3 separate regions of the Mus musculus genome follow, and all the other regions are linked to region 2. A link is a loop called in an ENCODE intact Hi-C map of the cell type or tissue named here. Cell type or tissue: heart. All regions are shown on one strand.

Region 1 (8,000 bases), 320 kb before region 2:
CTCTTGCACAGCCTCAGTGGCAGAGAACATCACAACGCAGTGTGCTCTTGTCCTACTACAATGGCTAGAAGCTAGGGGCTGCCTGTGGGAACTGGTGGCTGTGATAGGTGGACAGACAGGCCAGGGAACACTTGGATAGGAAATCTTTCACAAATATTCTGGTGTTGGGGGTCATTATATTGTAACATAAGCCGTTAGGCATTATCAAGTAAATTCATATATTTATGTAGCCGTTCTGTCTGTCTGTCTGTCTGTGGTTTTCCATAAGACTAGAATTCTGAACCTGCTAAAGCAACCTCCTTATCTTCCTCCCTCTGAACCTATCTATTCTGCTTCTGCTTTGAGTCTTCACTATTCCTGGAACCCCATGGAAGAGAAATGGTCTGTCTCAGCCTTTGTCCCTTTGTGACTCATGTATCTCACTTAGTGGCCCTGGAGCTTCAGTCATAATGCATCAGACGTCAGAATTCCCTTCCTCCTTAAGGCTGAATAACATTCCATTGTGTGAATGGGTCACACTGTTTATTCACCCATCAAAGGACACTTGGGTCAGTTGGAACGAGAGCTGTTGTCAGAGTGGCTAGACACTGCTAGAGCAGTGTTTTTTCAACCTGTGGGTCACGTCCCGTCTGGGGTCGCCTAAGACCGGGAAAAACACAGATATTTGCATTACAATTCATAACAGTAGCAAATTTTCATGAATTATGAAGTAGCAATAAAAATAATTTTTATGGTCACCACAATAGGAGGGACTGTATCATAGGTGGCAGCATTAGGAAGGTTGAGAACCACTGCTCTAGAGCCACTGTAAGTTCTTTGGATGCAAATCCTGGATCCCATGGCAAGGCTGAGGGACCTGCTGCCTGTGCCTCTGATTCTGAGCCTCAGAACAAGAACGATTGCTCATTGAAGGAGAAACCCAGCTGCTCCGAGGGGCTTCAGTGACTTCTCATCAGCTGCTTTGCGCTTCCTAAAGATGGAGGCAGACTGAGGAAGGTCGGTTTTCTAAAGCAGAGGCCAGTGACAGCCTTCTGCATAAGTGATAAGCTTGTCTTCATGTCGTAGTGGAGTGGTTCATGAAGGTACCGCGTCAGCACGGCCGCTTCTGAGCAGGTCGGTGGGGATCCTCCTTACTGCGGGCTGCCTCATCTTGCTGGAAGCCTGCTCGTGCTCCTGGGTTCCTTCTGGTCAGTATTCCCTCCTTGCTGCATCTTGGCTCCTTGCGCTATCATACAGGAGTGTGGATTTTAGGAAGCTTTAGTTTGCAGTTCTTATAGCTACTGCTCTGAAATATAAGTTGTGGATGGAGAAGCTTGTGATCTGAGGAGCAGTCTGACTTCAATTCATATTCATTCATAGTCTTCCACCGCCCCCACCTCCTGTCTCCACCCCTTGAGTGCTGAATTCCAGGTGCACTGCTTCCCGAGGTTCAGAACAGAACCCGGGCTTTATCCGTGCTAGGCAAGCACTCTTCCAGCAGAACTGCAGCCTGGGCCAAGAACCAAGAAGGAAGTGCTTCCCTGAGCACCAGGTTCCTCGTCCAGGGAAGCAGGGTGGCCTGTGGACTCTGCCACTCCCTTCTTTCCTTCCCTTTCCTTTTACCGTAGGTAGGTGTGAGTTTGTAAACAGTATCGGAACTGTCACCAGATGCAGTTGTGATTTAACAGGGTAATCTGAAACACCCTTCTCCTTCTGGTCTTGGTGTTGCCTCCACAACACTGAGAAGTGACTGTGATCATAAAGGCTGCTGGGGGATGTGGTTGATTCGTGTTGCTGTTTCCTGTGGTAGAATTAGAACTCAGGCGTTTTAAGAGTATTTATTAAGGCTGGAGAAATGGGTCAGTGATAAGGGTCCAGGTTCTAAATGAATGAGTGAAAGAGAAAGAGAGAGAGAGAGAGAGAGAGAGAGAGAGAGAAAGGAAGGAAGGAAGAAAGAAAGAAAGGAAGAAAAAGAAAGAGAGAGAAAGAAAGAAAGAAAGAAAGAAAGAAAGAAAGAAAGGAAGGAAGGAAGGAAGGAAGAAAGAGCGAGCGAGCAAAGGTACATGATTACTCCTAGGTATGATGGAGGAGAAAGTCTATTACAGATATATGGGAGAGTCAAGGGTAGACATGACCTTGAGCTCTGTAGGGAGAGGGAACCAGGTACAACAGCCTGGAGGCCGAAAGGAACAAAGAGGGCAGGTAACCAAAATGATTGGATTATGTAGGGAAAGCAGCCCAGCTCCCTAGGCTGGAGAGTTCAGGGTAGGGGGCAGGGTCCTGGTTAACTGAAGGGTCCTCTAGCAGCTAGGAACTGAGGAATGCTGGGAAACCTGGTGGCCAGTGTCTGCTTTCATATGTTAAATAGCACCTCAGCCATTCATCCTGGGTTTGAAACCAACAGGTTCCCAGCACCCACATGTGGCCCACAACAATGTAATTCCAGTTCCACAGAACCTCACACCCTCTCTGGCTTATGCACATAAATGTAGGCAACACACTCATACACAGATAAATACGCCTTTCAAAGTACTTCTTGAAATGACAGTGAACAGGAGGGATGTATGGGAAAACTGACAAAAAACCCTTCACCTTCTGTTATAAACAATATTTTACAAAAATAATTTGTCCACGGCAAGAGCAGCGTTGCCCAAAGACTGTGTGTTTGCAAGCCTCTGCCATCTGGATGCAGAGCGGACCACTGGGTTCTCTTACCTACTTTTCGCTCAGCCTTTGACACTGGCATTCACCTCAGCAGCTCTGTTAGTTGGGAGAGGAGGAGACAGAACCGGATAAGATAGTGCTTTGTGTCCTTGATGGGCCTGGATCTGACATCCTGAGGACCCTGGAAGGAGCTCTGGTCACCCAGGGATTCTGAGCACACTGAGAATTATTGTTGAAATTTCCCTCGGGAATCTGACCAGGTCTCTGTCTTCTCCTGCAGGTTGTTGCTGCTGCGGGCTGTGAGCTCCAGGCTCTGCCGGCGGAAGTTGCAGTCTTTTTAGGTAAGTGGCTGCAGGCTGCCGTGCAAACCAAGTTACCCTCGCAGCTACTTGGTGTTTTAGTTGTTTGACTCCTGCATCCCAGTCATGGTTCTTTGGAATGGTTTGCTTTCTCGATGTATTGCATGCTGTAGCAGGTGTGGTGAGCAGGGCTCACATGGGTTCCTTTGAACATTAGGATTGCCTAGTGGCATGGGAGTGGGGGTTCAAATTTAGTCTCTGATGAGTTTCTGTGCGTCCCTTGGTGTGTTGAGAGGATGTGCACTTTATAATCAGTTTGTGCATCTCCGTGGAGAGAGTGTCCCTTAGGTAACAGGGATGCAGGTAAGCATATTATTGTGGGCAAAGGGCTGCCTGAAGTCCACTGTCCTGGACAGTTCAGGACACGGTGGGGGCTGGGGGTGCTGAGGTGAGCTGCCGGAAGACAGATAGGCCAGATGGGAGTGACTGTTGGCTGCCCCTTTCAGCCTTAAGTCAAGGTGGCATTTCCCCCTCCCTCACATGAACTACAGAATACATGGAAACGGCAGGAAGTGAGATAGGTCTCTGAAGGAGCCTGTGTCTGCCCTGCCTCATAAGTCCCCACTCACACATGTGCACTTTTGTACCTCACATGTGTGATCTTCCACCCTTTGCCCTTAAGAAGATGAGTGTATGTTTCTTAGGAGTAAACGTGTGCGTTCAGTCACAGCAGGTCAGCTATCAGCCTTGAGTTACTTAGTACTGACCCATCTGTGCTCCATCTGTTACCAGCATCCCAGTTCAGGTCCCCATCTGACACAGAGTACCAGTCCTTCACAGCATCATCCACCTACATCCAGTGTCCAGTCCAGGGCTCGGTGCTACATATGACTGCCATGTTTCTTGTGTGTTTGTGTGTGTGTGTGTTTATCTGTCTGTCTGTGTGCCTGTTTCTCTCTCTCTCTCTCTCTCTCTCTCTCTCTCTCTCTCTCTCTCTCTCTCTCCCTCTCTCTCTGTATCTGTCTGTCTGCCTTCATGCTCCTTTGACAGCTGTAGCTGGGCTTGCCTTTATAATGTTGTCAGGGCAAGTGTTTGAACAAGGGCAGGATCTCACCACCAGAGATGGCAGCATCACCACACACTGTCGTGATCACTGCACAGGATCAGTGCGTGAGGCTCATGTGTGTGGTGAGCTGTGGAAGTCTCTACAGAAGGGAGTGACTGCTGAGGAGCGGCAGCAGAGGCCAGGATGGCTTTTCTGACATGGCGGCCTTGTTCCCTCCTGATAGGAACCAGAAGGCACCACCCACTTCCTGTGCTCAGGGAAGCCCTTGAGCCTAAGGAAACTCTGATGTGGAAACAGCAGTGCAGAGAGGCGAGGAATGCTCCAGTGCAGGAAGTAGGCAGGTCTGCAGGGTTTTGGTTTAAGGAAGGAACCTTGTGACACAGCATCTGTCCTTCCAGTGCCATGGGCTCCACTCCAGCTGGGTGTCAAGTCGGTGCTGTCAAAGCCAGGTGGCTGGCTGAGGCTGGAGCTACCTGGACATAGCTGAGCACCCTTTGGCGTTTTCTCACCTACGAGAGCTGTGGAAAGCAGCTGTGCTTGGGTTTCTCCACCTGGAGGACCCATTTCCAGACCAACGCTTAGTGGGTCACCTGTAGGGAAGGGAGGTCCTGGGCAGGTCCTAGTGTGTGCTTTAGGGTAAGTGGTTCTGACTCCTGCCAGAGATGTTGGGTAGGCATCTGTAGTGTTTCAGATCATAGTTTATTGTGTTATATATAAGAATATTACTTCATTCAACCCAGACATGCACTGGAGGATAACTCTCCCAAGGTAACTGATACCCATGGACTTCCTGTAAACTTTAAAAGTGGAACTAATAGCTCAGTGGGTGAAAGTGCTTGCCATGCAAACCCGACTTCCTGAGCTCAGTCCCCAGAAACAACATGGTAGCAGGAAAGAACTCTGGTCTCCATGTAATGCCCCCCTCTGACCTTTATCCATGTGTATATATACACATGTGCATCTATATGCTAGTAGATGGAAGGACACACCTACTGTGCACCAGGCTTGCAATGTGCTTCAGTTGGGAAGGTGTTTACAGTCCTGCATTATAAGGACTACTGTTGTGTTCTCCCTCCCTTAGCGAAAAGCTGTTGAGTCGTCCGCCGGCTCTGGGTTTATGAATGCGAGGGCTGGGCTCTGCTGCAGAACACGTTGTAATTTCATAAGCTGTTTCCTTTCTGTGGTTTGTTTGTTTATATGGAGTGTTTGTTTGGTGGCAGCAGCAGAGGAAGGTTTCCTGAAGGAGGCATTCACTGAAGAACAATGGGTAGTGTTCAGGCTTTGATTCCTTGTGAAATAACTGTTTTCGTTCCATGGAGGCTTGTCTCTGTTAATTAACCATGTGTCTGAGAGCAGTTGGGGAATCTGCCACATCCCGAGTAGTTCTAACTCAGGCTCTTGTGCTTCTGACTCTCTAGGGGCAAAGCTCTTAAGACCTTGGGTCATTTGGTCCCCTACACACCTACCTGGCCAACCCCCACTTTGAAAGATGAACAGAGACCCTAAGCACGTGGTCCAGCCTGGGAACTATAGCATGGAATCAGTGACTGACAGACTTCTCTGTTTACATTAAACTACACTTAGCAGCCATCCTCTTTTTCTTTAAGTCTGTCTGTGTTCTTGGCATTGCTACTCCTGCTCCACATCCTGTGAAGATGAAGATGAGCTGCTTGGAAACCAGCTGGGGCCTCAGAGTGAGGGAAGGGTTGCATCTCTGGCTAGAGGACTACAGCTTTGAGCCATTTTGGCACATGATATATGTAGACAAACACGCTAGTACGTGGACTTTGTGTGTTGGTGGCAGAGACCTGTAATAGCAACATTCAAGATACTTAGGCAGGAGGATTGTGAACTCTGGACTAGGTTGGGCTACATATGAGACATTGTTTCAAAAAAAGAAAAAAAAAATCCCAACATAATACATCCCAAAACTGAGTTTGGTAGAACCTGATATTTAGTGACAGGAACCTTCACTGTGTCGGTCAGCAGCTGAGCAAGGCCAGCCAATTGTCAGGGTTTGTTTATTTAACCTTGAGCAATTTGCCTGAACCTTTTGTTTGTTGCTGGAGATTGAGCCCAGGGCCTTGAGTGAAACCTAGATTTAAGTGCTTTACATATAGCAAAATGCACTGTAGAGTCACACCCAGTCAGTGACCTGTGGAAGGGGACGGGTCCTGGTCTGGTGAGCCTCCTCCTCTAGTGAGCCGTGGGAAGCACCTCATGTGCACCCCAGCTGCTGGGCTTCAGGAATGCTCATTTCAACCATCACTCTCAAGGTTTCTGATGAGTTTTATTAATGGGGACACTTGCCACTACTGATATAGCTATTTAACTAATTTCTGGGGGAGAAAATTAGCTAAATTGTTGGTAAGAACACTTAACCATGATCTATATGTCCGTGTGACATAATTTCTAAAGGGAATACGGTGAAAATTCAATCTGAGCCAGATGGGACTGACCACAGGCAGCCAACACAAGTGACCCTGAATGACTTCTTCCACCTGGGAAGAGATGACTTGCGTTTTATGGCCTCCTTTTGCTCTGTGCCTGGGAATCAATGCACTTTCCATTCTGCTGATGAGAGCCTCTGGTGAGAGTGGCTCCAGGGTTCCTGGGCTATCTCAGCATTTTTAGCCCCAGGGTTTGGGGTAGTTAGGAGTCTGCTAAGCTTTAAGATTCAGTAACTTCTGGCACAGAAGTTAAAAAAGCTAATTGGCTTTTAAAGAACCTAGGGTAAATTTGCCTCTGGGCCTGCAGCACTGTTACTGGTAGTGTTAGGATGGGGCAGGGCCCTAGAAGCCCAGAGAGGCTCAGCTTGGCTACTGTCCTCACTAGAGCACTTAGGAGGACAAGTGACAGGGAAAGCCAAGAAAGGAGATTAGTCCGAGTGGCCACATGGAGAGAGAAGAGGAGCCCAGATGTCCAGTGACTCGCCCTCCCTTCTCCCAGCTTCCATTCTTCAGAGTCCTGACCGGAGGTTTGGGTTGAATTGAGGGCGTGTGTGCACAGCTAAGCCGTGCTGGTCAAGTGTGGTTCCGCCCATCTCTGACCTTGCTCTCAGCTCCTGCCCTGCACAGCGATCTGACAGGTTGTCAGAGCTGTGTGGTATCTCTTCCTGGGAGACAAGCTCTTCCTTTGGCTGGCACCGGATATCAGCCTTTCCCTTCATGAGGTTACTTGGAAATTCCAGTTTCTCAGGGTCTACCCCTCCAATGTTCTGATAGCTGGGCCATGGGAAGAGGACACAGCATCTACAGAATACCCTCATTAGCCTGTCCAGGACGGTCACAGGGTGAGGATGTCCTCCAGGGCTTGGGGTGAGCCATCTGCAGCGTCTTTACTGTAGACAAGTTACTTCTCTCCATCTTGGACGTGCCCTGTCTCCATAATAAGAATTCATGGCAAAGATGTTAACCTCTGTGTTGAAAAAAGAAAATGTGAATGCTAAGTTAGTATCAGGGATGTAGGACTATTGAAATGTGGATTTTCAGTTTTCAGTTTGTTATGTGTTTCCTGCTTCTCAGAGTGAAGTCTGTTCAATCCCTTCGTGCACTCCACAAGGTTGGTGCTATTATCTTTTGGTTGTGTAGACTGTGATGGCTTCGACACTAATAATGGCTTACTCTAGACTGGCGTGTGTGCATGCGCATATATACATTTCTAAGTGCAGTCACACATGTATATATGCTCACATGGAGGACAGAGCCACCCTCAGGTGCTTACACTCTTGAGGTGCCATACACCATGGGTTTTTTTAATTTTAATTTTAATTTTTATGGTTTTGCTTTTGGTTTGTTTGTTTTAAGACAGACTATTGACTAGCCTGGTGATAAACTCTCTTAGAAATAAACTAGTTGGTCAATGAACCAGAGGCCCACCTGTGACTGCCTCTGAGCTGTGTGTGTGTTATCACTGTCTCCCAGCCGTGACCATATATGTTGTCACTGTCTCTCCAGCTGCGAGCTCTCATGCTGGGCTTTTCTACTCCGGTT
Region 2 (8,000 bases):
TGTCTCAGCTGACATCACTCTGCCAATCAGCCTGAGTCCACAGAAGCAACAAGAAGTCAAGACATACCACCAAAAGGTTTTTTTGTTTTTTGGTTTTTTTTGATGTATTTCTCTCTATAGAGTCCAGACAAACAGAGCTCAGCTATGCGAAATAAGACAGACCAATACATGTATGTGGTTAGCAAAGAATCCTTTATCACGTGTCTTTTCACATTGTTTGTTTTAATAGAACATCCTTTCTCCTGTGTCCGATTCAATGAGATGTTCCTTCACGTGTTCGCCTTAGTAAAACACCATCCAACACTAGTGGCTTTCCAAAGAACTCTTAAGTTCCCACTTCAATATATGGTCTGTCTCTAGCTCGGGCTTACTGTGAAGTAGTCTGCAGGCTGCTCCCAGGGGCTCCATGTCTGCCCTTTCCCTCAGAGGTCATCTAGCCACTCTCTAAATCAACTCCATGGAAGACACAAATTCCAGAGTATGCTGGTCTGTGTGGGGTGGAGAGCAGGGACACTTCCCAACATCCTTGCCACCTATTTAGAAAGGAGAGTCAGGTTTCAGTTTTGAACCTGAACAGTTTCCCATCTGATCCAAATGAAGACTCTCCCTCCACATGGGCTTGAATGCCACAGACAGTCTGTCCGTGGGAGACGTCCAGCAACGACTGGCTACAGAAGAGCTCGGCAACTTAGGAAGGACCTTGAATACACAAACCAGCATTTCCATACCTCACTTACTTATCCGAAGACCAGGGCGATGCCCTTCTCACTCCCACAGAGTCCAGGAGATTCATGTCCTCACAGCAGCTGACAGTGGCCATTGATGCCAGACTGGCTCTCCTCGTCCCCACCATCACAGAAGCAACAGCCGAGGGGCATTAACCTCCATTTCACACATTGTTACACAGGAGTCTTCTAGGGAGTGCAGATTGAGCTTAATTTCTAAAGCAATTTAATAAGGGCTCAGTGAGGTTGAGGCGTGACTTCTGACAGGCTGCGGAGGAGTGAGCTTGAGCCAGGGACATGAACAGACCGTGCTAGACGCAGACAGCACCCGATCCATGACTATTCAGTTAGGAACCAGCCGTGGCCTAAGTCACTCATCTGGCTTAGAAGGCCCAGCAAACGCAGGCGATTGGCTGCTGGAGTGTCAGTCATCACAGCAGCAGCAGCAGCTGGAGGAGGGCTTTGTGTCATGGACCTGGCAGTTCCATGTACCCCAGCCACAGGGCAGATGGTGCTACCAGGGCACAGAGGAAGAACAGAGTTTTTGAGATAAGACCAGTAGAGAGCCAAACACACACAGGCCCATTGAGCAGATATGTTCCCCGGCTTCAGATCCGTGTTTTTACCTGCACAAGAAAACTAAGGATGTCCAAATGGGAGCGACATCAGCGTGAACAATCATCTCACGTGGACACACAAACACACAGACTAGATCAGACCAGAGAGAATTCAGTAGCAGACCTCGGTAATACACCTGATGCCACAGGCTCCCTGTGAACTCAATATGCCACCAAGCTTTTCTGCCCTCTGGTCTCTTGCCTGGGATATTTAAATCACATGATCAGAGGCCCCAGTGGGTCAAAGACCAGTGTTGTGGGGGGAACGTAACGGGAACATTCTGCCAGCTTATTTGCTAAAAGCCACACCCCTATTTTTCTTCTCTATTGACAATGAGAGTAACGGGCAAGTTGATCTCAGACTCCCAGCTTGTCCTGGAGCCCAGGAATTCCCAGTGACTTCAGACATGCAGCTGGCCTTCCACAGCTACCACACGTCCATGCTGGACACCTCTGCTAACAGCAACCCCCTGTCTCATTCAGGTTCCCAACCAAGCCAGGAGCCAATCCAGCAGCTCTGTCCTCCTCACCAAGCGCCTCTTCTTACATAGAACAGAACCTGAGGTAACAGACAACACACTTGACCTTAACCAAAAAGGCTAAGAAACAGAGGGACCCGGAGAGGCAGCCGCAGCCCTTTCCCAAAGGGAATGAATACAAAAGAGAAGTCGTGTGTTGGCTTCCAAAACAACGTTGCTAGACTCCGGAAAAAACCCAGGGCCATCCCCCAGTCACTTCCTTCTTCCCTTGGTATTTCTGCCTTCTGCAGACTCTCTCCTTGGCTCGGTTTCCTTGAGCCTCCCTGGGCTTCCTGGCCCAAATAAGCTACGGAAGAGTCTCTAGCCCTACCTGCCCGCTTGCTCTGAGCTCTTTCCCATGGAGCCTCTGATGAGCTTGTGACTTGCACGTTTTCAGAGGAGGCTTGTCTGTGCTCTATGTGGCGGGTGGGGAAGTGCCACCAAGTCCCCGCAGAGCCTGGGAAGAGCAGCTCTCCAGCAAGCAGAGGCCACAACACCAACGATTTCAACCATTCCCACAATCTGGGGTTAAAAGTGCATTCTTTGGACTGTAGGGCTGTATTGTGACAGAGACTCCTTGGGACAGGATTTCCATATTTTGTCTGGAGCCAGAGTAGGAGCCAGAGGTGGAGCAGAGGAAACGTCACAGGACAGTACACTCCGGTGGGCCAAGCTCCAGGGAAATTAAGTACCTTCTAGACACAAGGGCACAGCTTCTGTGTGGAGGACACCTGAGAGAGAACAATAGGCCCTGCCAATGCTACTGTCCCTCACACAGGACTGACCGGACCCAGGAGCCTCTTGAGCTGCTGTGGGGATCTCTTCTGTCTTCCTAGCACAGGGAAAGCTGAGATGTGAAGACTTCAAAGAGTTGGAGGTCAGCTTAGGTTCCAGAGTGAATGCCCGGCATTCTGAGGTACAGAACCAGATACTGCCTCGGGACTGAGTAAAGTTAGACTGAACCCACAGAGCCTCTAACAGGATGCCGGCAGCCTTAGGAACTTGTTGTAGAACACTCGTCAAGGCTCTGTATCCCTCCCTTTCCTGTTTGCTGTGACACAACTGCCTAACAGTCTTGGCCTGTCTGCCCTGTGACTGAGACACAGAGAAAGGCTTAAAGCAGAGACTACTGTGAGCAGATGGGTGGAAGGTCAGCTTCACAAAGAAATTGTCTCTGCCACAGAAGAGTGACACAGGTCCCCTAATTCCTGTGGCATCGGACACAATACCAGAACAGAATCTATACTCAGGCTATGAGAATGTTCCGGACACTTCAGCTGCTGTGCATGACGACGCTGCAGCAGCCTGTCATACAAATATCTGTATACACACACACACACACACACACACACACACACACACACACTAGTAGCAACCCAATAACAATGCTCTTAATGATCCTAAGTTAGATCTGTGCAGATATGTATCATTCTTGGGCTCAGGGTTGTTTTATTTTGTTTTTCAATATAAATTGGCTAACACTAGCAACCATGTAGACCCCACTATAGTAAGGCTGTAAATTCAGACTGGGAAGAAGAAGGCCAACCTGGTGTGTCCAGGAAAAGAAGGTTCTTTTGTGGCTGAAGAAAAATTAAGTCAGAAGGAGCCTCCATCCACCAGTCATCTCCAAAGCCGTGGGTGGGCTGAAGGGGCACTTCATTCCAGACACACACTCATAGACCTAAACGTACGGAGGCTCTCCAGGATCCCAAGCAAGAATTCCAGGAAGCAGACCGAGTCCTGAGAACATGCATGAAGCCATGAAGACAATAGCACATCCCCTTGGGAGAGTCTCAGCCCTCTGATGTGGTCTTGCTTAAAGAGGTCACGGCTAGAGTATGAGAGCAGAGTTTGAGCTTGACCCCTCTCCTCCTCCATATCCAAAAATCCTTAGGAAGTTCCATGGATGAATAAATCTCTGGCTAGCATCTAAGTCCCAAGGGCCTCTCTTTTTGTTTTCTGAGCTTTTTTTCCCCTGCCCTGTTAGAGGGCCCTTCCGGCCCAGCCCTTCCTTCAGCCCAGTTTCCTAATATTGAACACTGAAAATCTAGCCAATAAAACTCTAGCTTATCCACATGCTGGACCCTGGCTCATACAGGACAGGCTGGGGCCAATTGTCAAGAGGCTGTGTGACCCAAGCCAACTCGTAAGATCACCTTGTACCTTGTGGTCAGCAAGTCACTGTGGAGGAGGAGCACAAAGTAAGGGTGGGTCTGAGAGAGCAGCCTGTGCCCTGGGGGCAAGCTGCAGCTCATCCGTATGAACCTGCATCCTGAATCCATCCTGCATCCATCCTGCAACCATCCTGCATCCATCCTGCATCCATCCACCCTAGACTTTACACTCAGCTTTGCCCAGGGGTAACGCACCAGTGTCCCTGTATGAGCCTGCTTTCAACATGGGCTGCTGCACACGGCCTGTTGGCATCTAAGGTACTAGTTTGCTTATTGTTAGATGTGCTTCCTGCTCCCTTATACAGTCAAAGCAGGGTGTGGGGAAGGTAGGATTGCCCTTCTCAGAAATCAGCTGACAGTAATGATCTCGGGAGGAGAGTATTTCTGAACATTTGGGAGAGCGCTTTGCTCCTTTTCTGATTTTAAGGGGGGATGTGAGCACCCCACTCAAGCTAGCCCTAGAGATGAACAGGCAGGCAGAGATGCAGCTGTCCCTCAGTCCACCGCTGATGACCACCAGGTAAGCAATGCACCAGGCTGCCCCATGACTGCTTCCTCGCCCTAGCCCAGTCCAGTATATCCTCAGAGCACTGAGGCCTCACGGAGGCACACATGCTACAAAAAGGCCAAAGGTTGTCACAGAAGAGAGCAAAAGGGAAAGATTTAGTCATGGCGTGTGGGTGTGGGGAAAGTAGATCAGCCATGCTCCAAGGAGCTTGCGTGCAGCACTGTCTGGGCCGGTTAGTCCTGCGAGGCGAAAGAAACAGCTGCTCCCGAAACCCAGGCAGGACGAGGAGAAATACGAGAGATGAAAGGGATCCGGACTCAAGGAGAAAGGAGATGGTGACAAGGACACTGTCAGCTGGCGATTAATCCAAGACCTCCGTAAAAGCTAGCAGTGGCCCTGCCTGTCATAAGCACCTTGCCCCTTGGCTAGCTTTCAAGATTCACCTCCATTTTCACTGTTTCTCTGAAGTCTGGCAGAGCGCCCGCTCACTCTTTAGGCTCTCTCTTGCACACCTCGTGGCCTTGCATACCTCTTGTGGCCGTGGCCCACCCTGTGTCTCACAAACCGATGGTGTGAGACCCTGGGCCTTACATTCATCGGTGATGCCCCAAGGCAGGCACTGCCCTCACCTCTAAGTTGCTCACAGAACCCGAGGCACTGAACACTGAGCGCTTCCCAACTTTGTGTAGAATGTTTTCTACAGACGTTCAGCTCAGTCCCAGCAGAGAATCTCTGGCACAGGTGTGAACAGCCCGGTGCCCCACTTTTGCTGATACTTCACGTCGCCTCACATCAAAGCTGTGGGGAACTTGGAAGTAGCAGTTAGGAGACCATAGCCCTGAGTCCAGGCCCAGCTTGGCCATGAGGAACATTTTTTTTCTTCCCCAAGTCATATAGAATCTTCTGAAAACCTCACATTCCTGCTCAGCGGAACCGGAGCGATCCAGCCTGTGGTGGTTTGAATGAGAACTCATGTATCTTACCACCAGTCCCAGTTGGCAGTGCTGATTACGGGGGCTCTGGAATGTTTAGGATGTGGTGCCTCCAAGGAGGAAGAGCATGTTACTAGGTGTGCTAGTGGGTGCACATGAACTGAGAACTGAACACACACACACACACACACACACACACACACACACACACACTCAACCCACTTCCAATTCACACTCTAGGGCCGGGAGGTCACTGTTGGTGACTTTGATCCTCGCTCCGTGCCTTCAACCCTCACACGTGCTGCCTCTGTGGAGACGCTTGCTGACGGACGGATGTATTCACTGAGAGCGCCCTGTGTTTCATCCTTAATGGGAGAAATCAATTCCAGGAGGTTCGGTGTTATCAGGAATCCATCCGGGTGAAGGCAGAAATTGATTCAAAATAATCAGCATGGGGTCACACCCGTCTGCTTCCTCTTCCTGGCACCCCGGCCCAGGGAAACAGGTGCCCTGCCCTACATGTACAAACCCACCATCTATAGCCAGCATTCTGCTCTCTGGAAAGCAGCCGACCCCAGGAAGCGATCTAGGAAAGAGAAGGGGGTCCTTCGCCGGCAAAGCCCATAGCTTGAGAATGAGCACAGCCCTGCGGTTCAGAGGCGACGCTTGGCTGAGGCTGAGCCTGGAGTCAGAGAGAGCAACTGCTGTGTTTTGGAGATGGCTCAAATGTGTCCCCTGGGACTTTTCATAGAGATTTAATCCCCGTTGTGAAGCAGGAGAGAGTGGAAATTTAATCTGACTACAGTGTTCAGAGTTGAGCCCCTGGGAGGTGAAGAGTATTGGATATCAGTCATTAGGGTAAAGCCCGTGATTGAATCCCAGTGGCTTTATAAGACAGAGGGGGGAAACTGTGTAAGCCTTTCTCTTCCTGATATTCTGAGCCACCGTGGGACTCTGTCAGGAGAAAGGTCACCACAGTGGCCTTCAACCTTGTATCTGGAGAACTGTAGCCCAAATAAGCTTTCTTTATAACTTCGTCTGTGGTATATTATTACCAACAGAAATATAGAAGGTCACAGGCTAAAGTCCCTTCTCCAATATGGAATGCTTGTGGGTAAAGCATATAGTAGTTCACTTTGAACTCCAGAGGGCCCTAAAATTGCTGTGAGACAGGTCGTAGCCAGCAGCTTCCGCTCTGCATACCCTACTCCCCTGGGCCACTTTGATGTTTATAATTGGTGTGGATGATCAGCAAAGTCTATTCTGTTTAGTCCTTAAGTGGGAATTTGCAAATAAGCCCTTGGGGGGTGTGCATAGGTGTGTGTTGCATGTGTGTTTATATTCATGTGTGTGCATATATGTGTGCAACTGCATATGTGTATGGTATGTGTGTATAAGGAGGCCAGAAATGGACATCAGGTGTCTTCCTCCACCGATTTCTACATTATTTTGAGGCCAGGATATCTCGGTGAGCCCTGGGGCTCTCTGATTTGGCTAGATGAAGCTTCCACCTGTCTCTTCTTCCAACCATGAGGGGGTTCGGATCTGCTTTTTATGTGGGTACTGGAAGCTCCAACTTGGGTCTTTGTACTCTTATAGCAAGCACTTTATAGACTGAGCCAGTTCCCCAAGTCCCAGAGTTCTTGTTTTAAATAAGAAACAAGAAGACATTTGTAGTAGAATACAGAATAACTGATCTAACTGGTCAGGGAATGAGCATCTGCTTTTCATAGATGTGATGGTAGGCTTTGTGCTGTAGAAGAGCATGAGAGATGTTCCATGGTGAAGACTACACAGCTGCCTACAGTCCACAGGACTTGCAGATTCCACGAGACACGGTTCAGATCGATCTGGGGATAAAGTGACCCTGCCCAGAACTCCATATGCATCCTTCCTTCTTCAAATAGAAGGCAGCAGGTCATCTCTGGATAGCATCTTGGTACCAGGGAACTCCCTAGATGCCATGTGGAAAAGACAGGGCACAGAGAGAGATGGAAGCCAGAGCCCAGGAAAAGTCAACGCTTTGAGATGTGACTGGTCCATCTGTCTCGGAGAGTTGCCTCAAGAAGGGGCCAGCTGTCTGATCTTGGAGACACTTGAACTACAATTATATCAGGAAGCAGCCAGGAAGCAGCCAGGAAGCAGCCAGGAAGCAGCCAGGTCTAAACTGTGCTTCTCTCTTCCAAATCGCATCTAGCATCTCCTGTCCTGTTGGCTTTTGGAGTTGAGCACATAAAAATAAAACCACTCTGCAGAACTCAGCCAAGGGGAAGGAATTCTACAAGAAGCTTCCAGGCGCTGGGAGATCCAGCCACACACAGGCTGGCCCAACGGGGCTACTTAGGGCTTGTGGAGGGAGAGCAAGGAAAGGCCACTGCATTTGTCCATGGGTCTCCTTCTGTTTCCTTTCGTTTTATTTTGCTGGGTCTAATGTAGCCCAGGCTGGCCCAGAACTCTGTTTGTAGTTAAGGATGCCCTTGAACTCCCGATCCTCCTGCCTCTGCTCCCAGAATGCTGGGATTATAG
Region 3 (8,000 bases), 75 kb before region 2:
AGAAAGATAGAAAGAAAGAAAGAAAGAGTGAGGGAGGAAGGGAGGGAGGGAGGGAGGGAGGGAGGGAGGGAGGGAGGGAGGGAGAGAGAGAAAGAAAAGAAAAGAAAACAAGACAGGACACCAGGTCTAAGAAGAATGGCTGTTACATTGCAGATAGGGAAATGGGATGGGGGTGGGGAAAGCAAGAGGAATGCTGACCTGTGGGGACAAACCCTGAGTGTCTGCCCTCCCAGAACCTCATCTCTGGCTCTTCTGATCTAGTGGAGGTTCTATGAGGGTAGGGAACAGGTCACTTTCATGCACACACATACACTCAGGTACACACACATACACTCAGGTGAACACACATATACTCAAGTGCACATACATACACTTAGGTGCACACACATACACTCAGATGCACACACATACACTCAGGTGCACATACATACACTTAGGTGCACACACATACACTCAGGTGCACACACATACACTCAGGTGCACACACACACACATGATAAAATAAATGAATACATTGTTTTTAAAGAGGAAAATCTAGACTCACAGAATGACAGAAAAGCCAAAATACAGCCACAACGATGGCATGATATTTGTTATGACATAACATGGTGTCTTAGTTTGGGTTTCTATCTCTCTGAAAAGACAGCCTGACCATGCCAACTCTTATAAAGGAAAAACATTTAACTGGGGACTGGCTTATAGTTCCTGCCCATTGTCATCATGGCAGGAAGCATGGGCGCATGCAGTAAGACATGGTGCTAGAGAAGGAGCTGAAGGATCTATGTCTTGATCTGAAGGCAGCCAGGAAGATGCTCTCTTTCACACAGGGCGGAGCTTGAGCACTAGGAGATCCCAAAGCTTACACAGTGACACACTTCTTCCAACAAAACCACACCTACTCCAACAAAGCTATACTTCCTAATAGTGTTGCTCCCTGTGGGCCTATGGGAGCCAGTTACATTCAGACCACCACACATGGTCATTCTGATGACAAAGCACTATGCCTATTTAATTGGGGAAGATTTTTCTAGAAGTCATTCTGAAATAACTTATGTATGTGTTGGTTATAGGGACGTAGACAAGTACTTTCCAGAGATTCCAATGCTCTCTTCTAGCCTCTGTGGGCACTGGACGTGTGTGGTGCACATACATACATGCAGTCAAAACACCCAAGCCACAGGAAGGAGACCAAGTTCATTTATCTAGTTGACACAGTACCTGTATCCAGAATATATTGAATTCCAATAAAATCCTAAAAGTTGAAAACTTGGTGTGATAGTTTGAATGAGCTCATATACAGCCAGTCTTTCCTACTTTGTGGGTTCTTCTTTTCCCATCCTTCATCTCCCTGGTTTTATCCTCTAACACTAGATAGGAGAGAAACAAGGATAGAGGGGAGAGAGGAATTAGGAAAATCTCTGAATCTAATTCCCTTCCTTTTGTTTTCTCATGGATAACAGCTACTAACTCACAATAAACCTCCCTAATAAAACCCACAATCAACCTCCCTAAACGACCAACAACCACTGAACCTTCCTTTTGGAGTTCTAGAGTTTATATACCCTCTGAAAAGTTCCCAGAGTTCCAAACATGACAAGATTGCAAAAATCAGCAGCAGCTGGCAAAACCACAGCTCTGCTAGAGCACGAGACAAATCACAGTCAGCTGCTTCGGTCAACCCAAAGCAGCCCCACATCCCACACCTGGGATTAAAATGAAAACACATTCTTACAATATTTCTCTGTGTTTCTAAAAAGAAATCAAAACCCCAGAATTCTCACCACATTCATAAATGTTTGGTGTCCAGTTGGTAAAACTGCTTGGGAAGGATTAGGAGGTGTGGCCTTCTTGGAGGAGGGCTTTGAGGTTTCAAAAGCCCACACCATTCTCAGATATCTCTCTCTCTCTTTCTCTTTCTCTTTCTCTTTCTCTTTCTCTCTCTCTCTCTCTCTCTCTCTCTCTCTCCCTCTCTCTCTCTCTCCCCACCATATCAGCTCCAGCTCCAGAGCTCTGCCTGCCTGCCTGTCCGCTGCCCATTGCCTGTCATGCTCCTTGACACAATAGTGGGCAGCTGTGAGCCCCAAATCAAACATTTTCTTATATAAGTTGCCATGGTCATGGTGTTTTCCCATGGCGATAGAAAAGTAACTAAGACCTTCTGTATCCCCTCCCTTCACAACAAGAAAGTAACAATTTAACAACTTATTAACAATGTAACCACAGCCTTATCTGATTCTCCTGACCAGCGACAACCACTGCTGTGATCACTATTGCAGCCTGCTCCGGACTTTCAGGCAGACAGCATAGATAGAGTTGACTCTTGTTTGCATGTGGCCATTATACTGGAAAGTTTGTTGGAAAATCATCTGGAAGCCCTCAAAGGTGCAGTGTTTGGGAGACACTTGTGATCCTCATAGAGGAACCAGCCAGCAGAAACAGGGCAGCCTGGTGGTCAGGCTCACAGACTAATGGAGCAGTACCATGAATAGCAAGTGAAGTTAGCAAACATGGAAACTATTCCAGGCGTGTTAAGATTTGGGGGCTCTAATGATACTAATATGTTCCACATGGTGGACTGGCTCTTGGCAGAATTCTTTTATATGGACAGAGTTCAAGCATTATTGAACATCAACAGGATAATCAACAGGAAAGAATATTAAAAGCATGCTAATGCTGGAGAAGACTGTTCAAAGGCAGAAGCCATTCAATGGCAAGCACATTCACTGTAATCATAACGGAAGTTTAGAAGCAGGGACCACACAGATCCCAGGCAGTGTTTGTTCCGGATGCTGAATCTTTATAGGTGGGGCGTAGCTAGTTATGAACTAGATTAGCAAGTTTGTCATCACTCATTGGGGGAACAAACTCAGTTAAGATTCTTTCCATACCATGCTCTAGCAGAAGTTTGGATGTAAACATTTAAAAGTGGGGACCTTGTCATCAAATGTGAATGAAATACTTAAAAATATCATTCATGCATAGAAGCAATTGAGGCGCGGGGGGGGGGGGCACACTCCTGAGAGGAGAGGCAGATGGAGAATTCTGGGTTTGTTTGATGATGACCTAGCTGATTGCTCATCAATTCCGAGATGAAAACAAGGAGGAGGGTTCACCATGGTAAAGCTTCCTTTGAATAAGGTTTTAATTGAAGTATAATGCTCCTCTAGAAAGGTGCCTGAATTCTAAGTGTGCGGCCATTAATCTCTCCTGAGCATAGACGTGACCTGTTTTCCAGCTCCTACCACACATGCTGGATTGTAGATATTAACTTCTTATTTTGTTTGTTTGTTTTTTGTTTTTTGTTTTTCGAGACAGGGTTTCTCTGTGCAGCCCTGGCTATCTTGGAACTCACTCTGTAGACCAGGCTGGCTTCAAACTCAGAAATCTGTCTGCCTTTACCTCCCAAGTGCTGGGATTAAAGGCATGTGCCACCACACCCGACAGATATTAACTTTTAAATGGAGCTGTATCCAAGTTCCCCCAAATAACAACTCTGATACTTAATCCTTTGTGAATAAATGCTCAGGCCATAAGCTTTGGCTCTGTTCTTTGCCTAGCTCATATCTCAATAATCCAGTTTATTCTAGACTACGTTCTTCCGTTGCTTTAGTTACCTCTTCTCAGGTTTATGCATCTGTCTCTTCCTCAGAGTTCAGGGCAAATCTCTGTCACCTGACTACTTCCCAGAATTTCTCTCTCTCTGACTCACTCTCTCTCTCTCTCTCTCTCTCTCTGCTGGAAGTCCCACCTCCTATTTCCTGCCTCAGCTTATTGGCCATAGGCTTTTTGATTGACGGGTGATGCTTCCATGCAGCGCAAGAGATTCTCCTTACACTGGATTTGACTAATTCCAAGCTTGGTGTAGACAAGGAGTCTTGTAGCATAAATCACCCTGCTCAGTCAACAGTATGTCGGTGAAATTCCTCCATACTGCTGTGCATATTTTCTACCCTCAATGATTTTTGTCTTTTTATAGGACTTGAGAGTGAACCCAGGGCCTGGTGCACATAAGGCAAACAGTCTCTCCTCTCAGCTGTATTCCCACCCCTACTTGCGGCTTTGATCTATTCAAAACAATGCAGACACAAACACAGTAGCACCTGCTCTTTGGACTTATGGTCACACTATAGGATTAAGAGTGATAAGAAAGGCAGGGTATGTGATTAGGCGTGATTAGGCAGATGTGCCAAGAGTGACAGCCCAGCCTTCCATGCTCTGAGCTGGTGTTTCTTGTTCCCTTAACCTTTCCGGGGTGGGGTGGTGTTGTGATTGTCTGAGCTGATAATCATGTTGGTTGTTTGTGAATGTGTGAGGCTTTTCACTGCTGTGATAATTACGCGTGAGAAGCAGTGTAAAGGAAGGATTTGTCTTCAGACTTGGTTTCAGACCGTTCCATGCTTCTTAGCTGTGAAGATTAAGCCGGCAGAGCTCCCAGGGAACCACAGTCGTGAGTTCAGTGTCTTATCACTAGGCGCGTTCTTTCTTCATTTGACTCCCTGTTTCTCTTTGCATTGGAGCAACGTGCTAGCACAGGGCGGATATTCCAAAGGCCTAGCCCTACCCATTGTTTCTGGTACCGGAAGAGTAAATCAATCATGAGGGTTAGAAAAAACAATGCTTAAGGAAAGAACATATTCCAAGTGGAGGAAAAGGGGGATAGGCAGGAGGAGAGGGGAACCTGGCATTCAGAACTAAAAACTCAGAATAGCAACCACAGAAAACATAAGTGAATTGTTAAATATTTCCTAGTTGGAAGTACCTTTTTGAGCTTGGTGTGTGTGATGTGTGTTCACACGAAATGACTAACAGGGCATGGAAACCTTTCCCGATCACAGACTGCCTTATATATATCTAACGGAGTCTTCACATTTTCAAAGAGACTTCTGTGTATCCTTATGTACACAATGCTTTGCATGAGTGGGCTGGGGGGGGGAGCACCTATCTGAGGTGCTAGGCTCCCAAGTACTAGGTGAACAATGCTAGCTCCCTCCTGACCGTCAAACCTAAAGCAGATGCTGTGTCTCCCAGCCCCTGTGCTTTGTCCCTTCCCCTGTGGTGTGCTGCTGAAGACAGAGCAGTGCATCGAAGGATTCAGGGACAGAGGTCACAGCAGGCTGGGACATCTGGGACATGGAGCCACCTTAGCCCTCCCCTCCTCCTCCCTAAACAGGGCCAGATAAACCCCCACACATATCTGTGAGTCATGTAAACCTCCTTGGGTCCATGAGTTCCCCAAGCCACACCTGGTGTGGACAGCTGGTTGGCTCTGAGGAGGGAGAGTCAGAATAGAGCAGAGCAGGTGCGAGCCACAGGAGAAGGTTGAAGGAGAACTGGAAAGGACAGCCAGGCTCAGCGAGAACAGCACTCTCTGGGAACTGCAGCAGCCGCTTAGAGACAGTGCTAGAAGCTCAGTTACATTGTATCCTCCAGACTCAATGCAGTCGCTAACTTTTAAGAACTGTGGCCTCTTGTGCTGGTCCCACACAAGACTGGCCCAGCAATAATTAGTCATGGAAGGCAAAGGGGCTCATAGACCTGACTCTGCGGCTGAGCTACTGGCCTTTGATAGATTCTGGAAGAGGAGAAGTCGCTGTCTTTACTGTGTGTGTGAACTGTTGAGCCCACTCACAGCACTGCAGACACATTGTTGCTGTTGTTTTTATCTTAGTGGATATTTCTATGGGAGCAAAGCTTTGCTCAAGGTTAAACCCCAGCTCCCAAAACAAAGCCAGACTTGACCAATCAATGCTTATAGGATGGAAGAAACTGCATTAACTTTGAAAGGATGGAAGTTCATAGCTTTAGCTGATGACAAGCAGTGCAATGTCAACATCACTGAGCCTAGCCAGAAGGGTTTGTAAGTTAGACATTCCAGCCTGCAAGCTATTTTCAAACGTGGTGGCTAAATGTGCTTCCATGGAACTGGTATAACTATGTGAACAATCCTTGAATTTTGATGTTGTTGATGAGTATACTCTGTGGGTGTATTTAGAGTTATATTTTTCATATTTTAGATAAGGTAACATGTCATGTGTGCATCTGTCTGTCTGTCTCTCTCTCTGTGTATGTCTGTGTGTGTACTGGTTAGTTTTTGTCAACTTGACCAAGAACTTCCACAACTGGGAAGAAGAAATGTCAATTGAAGACTTGCCTCCCTCAGATTGACCTGCAGGCTTGCGTGTCTGCTTCAGCTTCTGCCTCCAGGTTCCTGCATGGCGTCCCTACCATGGCTTCCCTGACAGACAATGGACTTTGCCTGTACGATGCAATAACCCCACCCCACCCAAATTCCTCTTGGTCAGCGTCTTATCACAGCAACAGGAAGGCAAACTGGGGCTCTCTAAAGTGTGTCAAGACGGTCATGGTGATACACACCTGTAATCTCAGCACTGGGGAAGCCGAGGGAGGTTGAGACTAGTCTGGACCAATCACAAATAACAAGAAAACAGAGAGACGTAACTCATGTATGGACTATAGTGACACAGCTGGACAAAGCTGGGGACACTGTGTGAAGTTTAGGAAGGATGTTAACTTCTTGTGACTACGACAGTCGAGCCAGGATGAGTCCTGATGAATGAGTCCCACCCCCCCACCCCACCCCCCCAACCCCTGCCATAGGAACTATTCTTGAAATTTAGATCCACAGCCCTCGTTAGTAGTGCAAAGGGGTGCCTGGTGGCTGTCCTGTTGTATTTATATAGTCAGGAAGCAGAGAGAGAGAGAGAGAGAGAGAGAGAGAGAGAGAGAGAGATGATCAGCTCACTTTCTTCTTTTCTCCCTTTTCATTCAGGCCAGGCCCCCCAGACTCGTCTCCCTATTCCAGTTAAACCTCTCTGGAAACACTCTCCGACACACAACACAGGTGTTTCTCCTGAGCACACCTAAATCCAGTTCAGATGAAGGATAATCAATAAAGTACAGGACAGGGTCTTGTAGCACAGAGCCATGTCTCTTTATCTGAAGCAGTTGAAAGTCCAGAGTGGAGAGCACAGAGACCATGCACACAGCTGTAATTGCCGTGGCTCTGTCGGCATTTGTATTCCTGTAACTCCAGCACTCAACACTTCATAGGAGCCCAAGGGATGCCTATCAAACTGAAAAGCCTTCGCCTTAGGTCTGAAGGCAGCCCCTCTCTATACTCAGGCTTTGCTGTGGGTGCTGTGTGATTCACTGAGATGCTAAGATCTTCCCGAATCTAACTTTGCTTGGGCTCTGCTCACCTGTGGGGAGGAATTCTTCTCCCCCCCCCACCAAGTTCCTCATTTCTCATTTTAGCCTCTTCAAATGTATTCTAGTTCCAGGAGAAGCCAGAGTTGATTGCAGAAAACTATAAAGAATCCATTTCTTTGCTTGTTTTCCTTTCTGGGCACTCTTGATGAAGAAGCCTGACTTAGCTACATGTATATCAGGATCCTAAGTGGATGGCACAGCTGGGAACAGAGGCCATGAGACAACGGATAGACCACTGAGAAACTGAGTGATTCGGAACACCTCGAGCAGAGAGCCAGAGATGGTGTGAATACAGATGATGAACAGCAGCCAACAGAATGTTTTCTGTAGCAAAGGGTTTTGAGTCTTATATTCTGGCCATTGATTTAGAAAGATAAATATATATATATATATATATATATATATATATATATATTCCTTGATGGATGCCTAGGTTGATACCATAACTTGGCTTTTGCGAGTGGCCAGTAGTACTGAGACTCATAAAATTTCTTTCAAGTACATCATGTACTTTGATGAACTTATCTATCTCTATATAAATGCAGCTGGTTTATGGACCTGTATAAAGTCATTGAAAAAAAGTGTGATGTCCACCTTTCAGAGTCTGACTTCTTTTAAAGATTTATTCATTTATTTTATGTATATGAGTACACTGTAACTGTACAGATGGTTGTGAGCCATCATGTGGTTACTGGGATTTGAACTCAGGACCTTTGGAAGAGTAGTCAGTGCTCTTAACCACTGAGCCATCTCTCCAGCCCAGAGTCTGA

The links. A loop is a pair of places that touch in the nucleus more often than their neighbours do. Peaks named below come from ENCODE experiments on the same cell type or tissue, not always from the same donor. Only the 100,000 strongest peaks of a DNase experiment are listed, where the experiment ranks them.
Region 1: a loop joins it to region 2, with 2.3 times the contacts of the local background. A loop is called at or near these places in 2 of 42 quality-filtered maps.
Region 3: it touches region 2 in a loop (2.3-fold over the local background); 4 of 42 quality-filtered maps call a loop at or near these places.

The regions. Positions count from the first base shown.
Region 1 is chr8:125,514,830-125,522,829 of GRCm38, reverse strand. Sipa1l2 (signal-induced proliferation-associated 1 like 2) reads left to right here. Exons shown (of 22, transcript NM_001357372.1): 2 at 2,924-2,984. It overlaps 4930566D17Rik (a long non-coding RNA gene), which reads right to left and starts at 498. Exons shown (of 3, transcript XR_003947612.1): 1 at 1-498. In heart, no CTCF peak of the experiment used is centred here; DNase peaks (open chromatin) are centred at 4,309 and 7,039; H3K27ac peaks cover 4,813 bases.
Region 2 is chr8:125,193,532-125,201,531 of GRCm38, reverse strand. All of the region lies in intron 9 of Disc1 (disrupted in schizophrenia 1), which reads right to left. Among named protein-coding and RNA genes, the nearest start is that of Disc1, 140 kb to the right of the region's middle. In heart, no CTCF peak of the experiment used is centred here; DNase peaks (open chromatin) are centred at 2,201, 2,491, 3,701, 3,951 and 1 weaker place; H3K27ac peaks cover 4,855 bases.
Region 3 is chr8:125,268,822-125,276,821 of GRCm38, reverse strand. No RefSeq gene overlaps it. Among named protein-coding and RNA genes, the nearest start is that of Gm30713, 110 kb to the left of the region's middle. In heart, no CTCF peak of the experiment used is centred here; no DNase peak of the experiment used is centred here; H3K27ac peaks cover 2,998 bases.